2 separate regions of the Homo sapiens genome follow, and region 2 is linked to region 1. The links are chromatin contacts, found by Hi-C in ENCODE. All regions are on one chromosome and are shown on one strand. The core of a region is the stretch at or near the end of the contact, and the rest is flanking DNA. Distances in the headings are between cores, read along the strand shown. Region 1 holds the start of USP38-DT (USP38 divergent transcript). Region 2 holds the start of SMAD1 (SMAD family member 1).

The links. A loop is a pair of places that touch in the nucleus more often than their neighbours do. Pooled maps may share reads with other maps.
Region 2: a pooled map shows a loop between it and region 1 (14-fold over the local background). The contact joins the promoter of SMAD1 here to the promoter of USP38-DT in region 1. A Hi-C loop is called at or near these places in 2 of 37 single-sample maps with no recorded cell type and 12 of 50 pooled maps.

Annotation. Positions count from the first base shown.
Region 1 is chr4:143,182,716-143,186,750 of GRCh38, reverse strand. USP38-DT (USP38 divergent transcript) reads left to right here and starts at 1,890. Exons shown (of 4, transcript NR_185979.1): 1 at 1,890-2,243. It overlaps USP38 (ubiquitin specific peptidase 38), which reads right to left and starts at 1,834. Exons shown (of 10, transcript NM_032557.6): 1 at 619-1,834. The coding sequence starts at 1,300. RefSeq lists silencers at 1,443-1,692, 1,913-1,962 and enhancers at 1,014-1,898, 1,899-2,784.
Region 2 is chr4:145,479,507-145,483,541 of GRCh38, reverse strand. It overlaps SMAD1 (SMAD family member 1), which reads right to left and starts at 1,689. Exons shown (of 7, transcript NM_005900.3): 1 at 1,504-1,689. RefSeq lists silencers at 871-970, 1,061-1,120, 1,461-1,620, 1,791-1,920.

The sequences.
Region 1 (4,035 bases), core at 641-3,140:
TGCTTTCTGAGAATGCAGTTCATGGGCACAAAAACAAATATTTAAATCCTCGTACTCTTCCTTCCCTCATTCTATCTGTATTCCTCCTTTGTCTACTAGATACTGTAGACAAAAAATGTCACTATTTAAAAACTTCATAGTTATCTGGGATAATCCAGTAATAAAACAAACTGCACAATCCATTAATTCAAAAATGAGGAAATACAAAAATGGGGGAAAAACTCATTACAAAATTAGAGACACGTACAATAAATACTATGGTAAACATCATGCTACCATTAGTCACTAATGAATGGAAGCTTTCTGCAGTAGCTGTCATCCTCAAAGCATTCCAAATAACTTGAGCAGAGGCTGGGTAATTAAGCAACTTGTTTAGTGCCAAAGGTCTTAGACCTGGACGTTCTCAACCTTTAAAATGGGAACGCTGCCTGTTTTTAAAGTACGATGTGACGTCCTGAATAAGGTAGTGAATGTGAATAAATTTGGGATGAGGTATTAGGATTTGCTCTCGCTTAAGAATGTTTTTAGGGCAGGAGGAAAACATGGTGTGAATGTGTGTGTGCAAGAGAGACATATACTGATTTTTTATGAGATATTCTGAAAGATAATGACCCTTACCTGTGGAAGAGATGCTTGCAAAAACTTCTTGCAGGGAAGGCAGTAGTGTGGCAGGCTCGGCCTTCCAGATGTTCTGCAGCAAGTTACTCACTTTTGTCACCTGGGAGACATATTCCCGCAGCTCTCTTTCCTGGGTGGACACGCACTGGAAATGGCCTATCGTTCGAACCAGCTGTTGACAGAACGTGATGGACAATTTCCCCTTGGGGATGCATTGCACAAAGTCGGTCAGAAGGTCGCTCAGTCGGGCACAGAGCTGCGGCTCCGGCCTCTCACACACCATCCGTAACACCTCTACCTGCAGGAGGCTAAAGAGATCCAGCACCGACGGACAGCTCATAATCAGCTTCAGGCCGTTGTGAATGTAGTCCAGGATGGCTACATCCTTCCTGTCCAGAGAGTGGTAGCCCTGATGAAGGAGGCCCAACACGAAGGTCTTGTTGAAGAAGGACTCGAACTCTGGCCGGTGGTATCGTGCGTAGGCCTCCAGCACCTGGTGCCCCACCTGCCGCTGGAAAGGGTCCTGGCCCTCCAGGATGAGCCGGGTCGTCAGGTCAAACATGGCCTCGCACTGCGCCTCGTCTAGCCAGTGCTCCGCCGATTCCACCACCTTCCGCACAATCACCCGCTTGAGGGGCAGGGGATGCGAGGAACTCACAAGGCCCTCCAGGATCTTGTCCATTGTCGCCACGCTGCAAGGCCAGGGCCAGGGGATAAGGAGCGGGTGGCGGCAGCCCCGAGGTGGGGCAGGAGAGCCCCGGGGCGGAGATGAACTTGGAGCGCCGCAGCAGCAGCGCGACGGGCCACGGCCACCGCCGCCTCAGCAGCCACATTTATGGCGCAGGGAGACCCATCCAAGCCGGGGCGGGAGCTAGCGAGCCTGGAGAGCCTAAGAACCGACACCTGCGGCTGGCCTAAGGCGCCAGAGGCCCGTACTCCGCCGCCGCCCCGGGCCCTCGATCCCACTCAGCATCAGCGCCGAGGGGCCTGTCGGGCCCCCCAGCGGCGTCGGCGGGAGCTCAGGGCCCGGGGCTGCTAGCCGGCGGGTGGAGGAAGCACGCCTCCGAGTTCCGGGTCAGGTGTGGGCGTCCAGTCTCCAGCAGGTCGTGAGAAGAAGCCGGTCCTGGGCTGAGTCAGGAGGCGCTGTCACGGAGAGTGCTGGGATCAGCCGGGGAGAAGAGACCGAAGCGACACCCTTTGACCCGGATTTTGAAGTGCCGGCAAACAGGAAGTGAAGGACCTAAGAACCTCCGGAAGGACCGCCCCTCCGCCCCTCTGCCCCTCCGCCCCTCCGCCTGTCCGCCTCTCTCCTTCTCCCTTGTTCCCTCTCTCCCTCCCTGCTCCCCCACCTCCCTCCCGAGTCGTAGACTCCCTTCCCCCCGGCGCTGGGAGTCTCCTTCCCGCCCCGCCGCGCAGGTGCGGCGACGGCCGCGTCACTGGAGAGTGTGTCGAGTCACAGGCGGTCTTCCGCGCGGAGCGTCCCCGGCGGACGCTGCGCAGATGGCTGCGACTGTAGGATTCTTGCCGGCTAGTCTTCGTCGGTTCCGCCTGCGTCAGGTTACTCGTGAAAACTCGAATAAGTGCTATCGATGTGAAATCCGAGGAAAAGAGCATTTGGGGGAAAAGTAAGGAAAACTCAAAACTCGGATTGAGAAGTCTGCCTTGGCTCATTAATCAAGAATTGCGCTTGCGCGCCTAAATGTGACTGCCTTTATCCTGCGATGTCGGTATTGAAGTAAGAGCAATACTGGCGGCGTACCTAGCATTTAGCGACCATCAGTATCAGTAGCAGGCCTCTAGCAAAGAACCAGTTAGTGAGCTTTGTACCATATCGAAAATTATAAGCCGTCCAAAAAAGTGTGAGAGTAAGGAAAATGGCAGATTAGAATCAAAATATTTTTATACCTGTGTCATACAAGGGTACTTTGAAAATAGAAAACCAGGTGGAAATACCACAAAACTTATTGTATATGTTGACACCGAAGATGGTTTACAATAGGGAAGAACAGGTGCAATCATGCTTGTTCTGTTTCATGCCAAATTCCGAAGATTCACAGTAAGAATTTAATCAGAGGTCTTTATATTGGAAAATATTGCCTAACTGTAGCCTGCTTCAGGCTTGGTTAATATAGTTGTGAAACTAGACATTAAGGCCCTGTAATACAGACAAAACTTTAAAGAAATAGGTCATTTAAAATGTCCCGTAGAAAAATGAACAAAATTCTGTTACTTCAGTTTGCTAAATAGTGTTTTGTTTTTTTACCAAGTTACAAACACGATTACACTAATATATTCACACGTCGATTATGGTAGTCTTAAGAAGAGCAGTTTAGAGGAGACAGGAGCTTGAGTAAAAGGGAACTTAAGACCAAGTTGACTCGTAGGAAGATACGGAAGATAAAAGAGAATTGAGGTAATTAATCTATCAGTCATGCTAGAGACAGGAATGATTTTTCCAATAGGAGGTGAAGGTACACAGATGTTTGTCTTTACTGGGAATAATGCCACAGTGGAAGACAAAGGTAATATAGAAAATAAAATATTAAGAAGGAATTAAGTATTAAGAAGGATCGTGGATTTGAGGTGGAGTGGAGGAAATTTGGAATTAATCTTTGTGCTAAGAAACTAACAGGACGAATGAAGATTGCTGAATAGTACCAGCGAAGTGATTATTCCAAAGTAGACAAGAAAAAAATATTGGTAAATTTAAAACTTGACAGATTACTTTGAATTGTCTATAACATTTTCTTCTTTCTGTTAATATTAGGTCTTGAAAAATTGAATATTACAAAATAAGATGTCTGAGAGAACATAGTGCTATTAGTCCATATAAATTACATGTCATAATATTAGACTTCCAAAAGCACCATGACTCTGTATTTTTAAAATACCTCTTGAATGATAGATGCATGAAATGAAATACTAGGTTTTTATACCAAGATATTCAACGCTTATTTCCTTCTTTTGCCACTGGTTAAAAAATGTATGTAATATGCTCTTTTATAAGATTTCAATTGAAAGTGGCCAACTTTAAATTTATTTTATAGCATAACTAAAAGTTCTATAATAATACCATGTTCCTTTTTAACATTTTAAAATATTTTCAGAAGTCTGTGGAAGATTTTTTTGCAGTGAATCATGCCACTAATCATTGGATTAGTGGGTGCTATTGTAATGGGCTTTAAAATTTCATATAAAGATTTAGTCTAAGGCCTCAATTGCCAACTACATGGTTTTACAAATATGTTAGATCTGAGAATGGAAGCTGAGTGATGGGGATGAAAGAGAAAAAGCACAGGATAAGGAGTGATTGTTTATTTAGCAACCTCTGTGTGCCTGGAACTCAATATATTACACTTTATCCTTAGTTCTCAAAACGGGGTTTTGGAAATAGATGTTAATAGCTACATTTTATAG
Region 2 (4,035 bases), core at 440-2,939, 2.3 Mb before region 1:
TTTATACCAATTGAAAATGCTGGGGCAGTGAACACTTCTGTTCCGATTCTTTTTTAACACGGTCCACCTACCTTCAATACAATTTAAAGTAATTACAAACAATTTGAAAAATCAACATGGGCAGGGAACAGTTTTCTCATTGTGTTACTGAGGTGTGGGCAAGTTATCCACAACAGGCAATTAGACCCAGAGATGTTCTGAAATAGAGGCATTCTGAGATTTAGCGGCTGAGAGTTTCAGCAACAGGAAGAAATAACAGAAATCATGCAACTTCTGTATCATTCCACGTACTTTGAAACTTCAGATACAATGGAAAGAAAAGAGGGGGGAGGGCAGAGAAAAAGGACAGTTGTCTCAGCACTCACGAAAAGGATGCTTTCTCAGGAGATGGTTCTGAGACCGGCCTCAATTTTCAGAAGGAACGCGCCTTTACTGGTTATCTTGCACCGTGTATTTAAAAATTGCATGCTCTTCAAAATAAACAAAAGCTCAGCTACTGTAGCTGTGAGATCTGGCAGGCATTTGTTCCTCCTCCCCTCCTAAAGCACATCAAGAAAACGTTCTCCCTTTAAAGCCTTCATACAGTTTCAGCAACTAGAAAAACAAGCCCACATCTGTCTCTCACGCCCACCACCCCCACCTTCCTACAGAAACAACCCCGAGAAACACTAACAAAGACAGGGAGCAGAGTAAAGGAACAGTTGTTCAACCGCGAACTCACGAATACACATGCAGTGAGGCAATCGACTCCGGTAAAGGGAAAGGAACGAGACACCAGGAGACGCAGCGGGTGTAGGCGGAAGAGGGGGAAAAAATTACGCGCCGCCGCCAAACCTTTGAATAAATTAGAGGGGATCTCGGTGCGAACTTTCCTTGACCTCGACCCCAAAGAGGCTTGCTGGGGCCGAGAAGAAAACCCGTGCGGGATGTGGAGGGGCCCGGGGCGCCGGGGTCCCCCGCCCGCGAGACCCGCTCCACCAGGCGCCTTGGAGAGCAGCGCCAGCGGTCGTCCTCCAGCTCCCGCAGGGGTCGCCCCGCCGGCGCGGGGGACACAATGGGTCCGCGGGCCACGCGAACGGGCCTCGGCCCGGCGGCAGCACGGGAGAGATGTGAGGAGCGCGCGGAAGGGGAGCGCGGCCGGGGAGATCCCAGCGCGGTCAGGCCCGGGAGCCGAGGCTCGGGGGCCCGGGAACTGGGCTTCCCACAGCAGAAGACCCAACAAAGACACCAGGGGAGCCCGGCGGGCTGGGCGCGAGAAGACGTGGTAGCAGGTTCGCTCCTCCGAGCAGACGGGAGGCGCCATCATGGGGGGGGGGGGTCGCGGCCCGCCCCGCGCAGAAAGAGCCCCCTTCCCGCCGCTGCCCGCGCCCCCAGCCCAGCACGACCGCGGCGGCCCCACGCGTGCAGAGACGGCGGCGGCGGCGCTGGAAAGCCCGGGGCGCCGAGGGGAGGGCTGGGACGCGGCATGAAGGGAAAGTTCGGTTCGGGTCTGTTTCGTTTTACCGGGTTGGCGGCGCGCCCGTCCGTGTGGGAGCACGAGTGGCCGGGCGAGCGGGGTCTCGCGGCCCGGGTCCGGACGGCCGGGCGCTGCGCCACTCTCCGCTCCCCGAGCCTCGGCCCGGGTTGAGCCGCTCGGCCTCTCCTTTCTCCGCCCGCCCGCCTGCTTTCTCCTGGAGCCTGGATTGATCTGGTCGCGCTGGCGTCAGGGAGTCGGAGCTGCCCAGCCTCCACTCCTCAGCTGCCAATACCCGGCGCACTCGCCTGCCCGCCCGCCCGCTCACACGCTCACCCGCTCACCCGCGCGCCGCCGCCGCTGCCGCGCGACCAGGGATCCTCTCCAAATTCCCGGCCCGGCCGGCGTGAGCGCAGCGCGGCCGGGGCCGGAGGACGGCGCGGGGGAGCGGCCGGAGCCACCCCCTTCTACCGGCAGCCCCACGCCCCGTTTCTTCCTGGAGAAAAAACAGTGTGGCGGCGTTCAGGCTTTCCTAACCCTGCCTTTTTAGTCCCGGTGGAGCGGACTTAGTCCATTATCTGCAAGTGAATTTCGATGTTCCATATGTTTATTTTCTGAAATGTTCATTAACGCTTCCACCGCGCCCACTGAATCGTTCTATAAACGTGGAGTGCATGTTGACAGTTACCTTTCGAGACGCGCCCTTTTATGTCTATCTTTCGTTGCCCCTCACTCACTCTCCAATAATTTGCAGGCCCCAGAAGTTGTACGTACCCAGAATTGGATAGCCTAGTAAATACTGCACGTGGTTATACAAACCCTGAGTCAACAGATGCGTTTTGTGTCAACTCAGGATCCAGTGATTCGAGTAGGTAACCTTGTTGCTCCAAATAATGGCATGCCATAAGGAGATACTGCTTTAGAACTCCACATTTTTGGTCCAATTTCTACAGTCTTTTAGATGATGCCAACTCCCCCGCACTTAACTCTTACCTACCTGATCTGCATAGACATTGAAAATATCTTCTTGCAAGAGTCAACTTTTCTCTTGGCTAACTCTTGAAGCTGCATAAAATCTTGCATAATTACTATAATGTTGAGTTACGTTTAGAAAAAATGATTTTTTTTTGAGGAATAAATTTCACATGAAGCAAAAAAAAAAAAAAAAAAATCACTCCCAGCAATGTATATCAGAATATGTCTTCTAATTAAATTCCTTTTTCCCTTAACCTATTTGAGCACTTACTGGTCAATTCGTGGGCCTCATCTTATTTTCCCTAAAAGCAGCGTTTGACGCAGTTGATCATTCTCTGCTCCTTAGAACAACAGGAAAGTGAACCTTGTTAAATGCCACTCGGATCAGGCCACTCCTCTGTTGAAAACCCTCCCTTGATAAATAGTATAAAGTATCCCATACAAGAGAACATTATTCAGCCATAAAAAGGAATGAAGTACTGATACTGATGCATGCTACATGGATAACCTTTCAAAACGTGAAGGGAAAGAAGACAGACCACACATTGTATTCTTCCACATATGTGAAATGCTCAGAGTAGGCAAGGCTATGGAGACAGAAAGTAGATTGGTGGTTTGCATAGGGTTGGGGAAATGAGGAACCTGGGGAGTGACAGCTAAAGGTTATGGGGTGACAAAATTGTTCTAAAACTAGTTTCTGGTGATGGTTGCACAACTCTGTGCATATACCAAAAGCCATTAAATTGCACACTTTAAATGGGTCAATCATTTGGTATGTGAATTTTACCTCAAGCTATTAAAAAAAAAGCATGACAATGAAATGCAGTATATGACCTTGATTGGATCCTGAATGGGGAGGAGGAGCTATAAACTGTCATTTTAAAGTCGTTAATTTTTAAAAAAATCAAAAATGGCATTTATTTAATTTTGAGACGGAGTCTCGCTCGGTCGCCCAGGCTGGAGTGCAATGGCACGATCTCGGCTTACTGCAACCTCTGCCTCCCGGGTTCAAGCAATTCTCTTGCCTCAACCTCTCGAGTAGCTGGGACTACAGATACACACCACCACGCCCATCTAAGTAGAGACGGGGTTTCACCATTTTGGCCAGGCTGGTCTCAAACTCCTGGCCTCAAGTGATCCACCCGTCTCAGCCTCTCAAAGTTCTGGGATTACAGGCATGACCCACCGCGCCCAGCCTAGATGGCCTTTCTTAGTGCAGTCCTAGTAGTCTTAAATGATAACTATTAATATTATTATGTATGCAATAAAATTTGATTTTGCCCATTGTGCAAATTATTTCCTTAAATGATAATAAAAATTTGGATATTCTTTTTAAAAGGACATTGATGAGACCATTATAAAAACCTAAATATGGACTGTATATTAATATCATTTTATTAAATTTTTAAAAAATCCTCCCTTGGGTCCTCATTTCACTCAGAATAAAAGTTCCCATAATAAGCACAAGACTCTACATAATCTTTCCTTCCCCTCCTTTAGCACTCTGACCTGCACTTCTACTCTTCCTCTTGCTCACTTCCCCAAGTCACACTGGCATCCTCACTCTTCTGGAACAATCTGGGCACATTCTCACCTCAGTATCTATG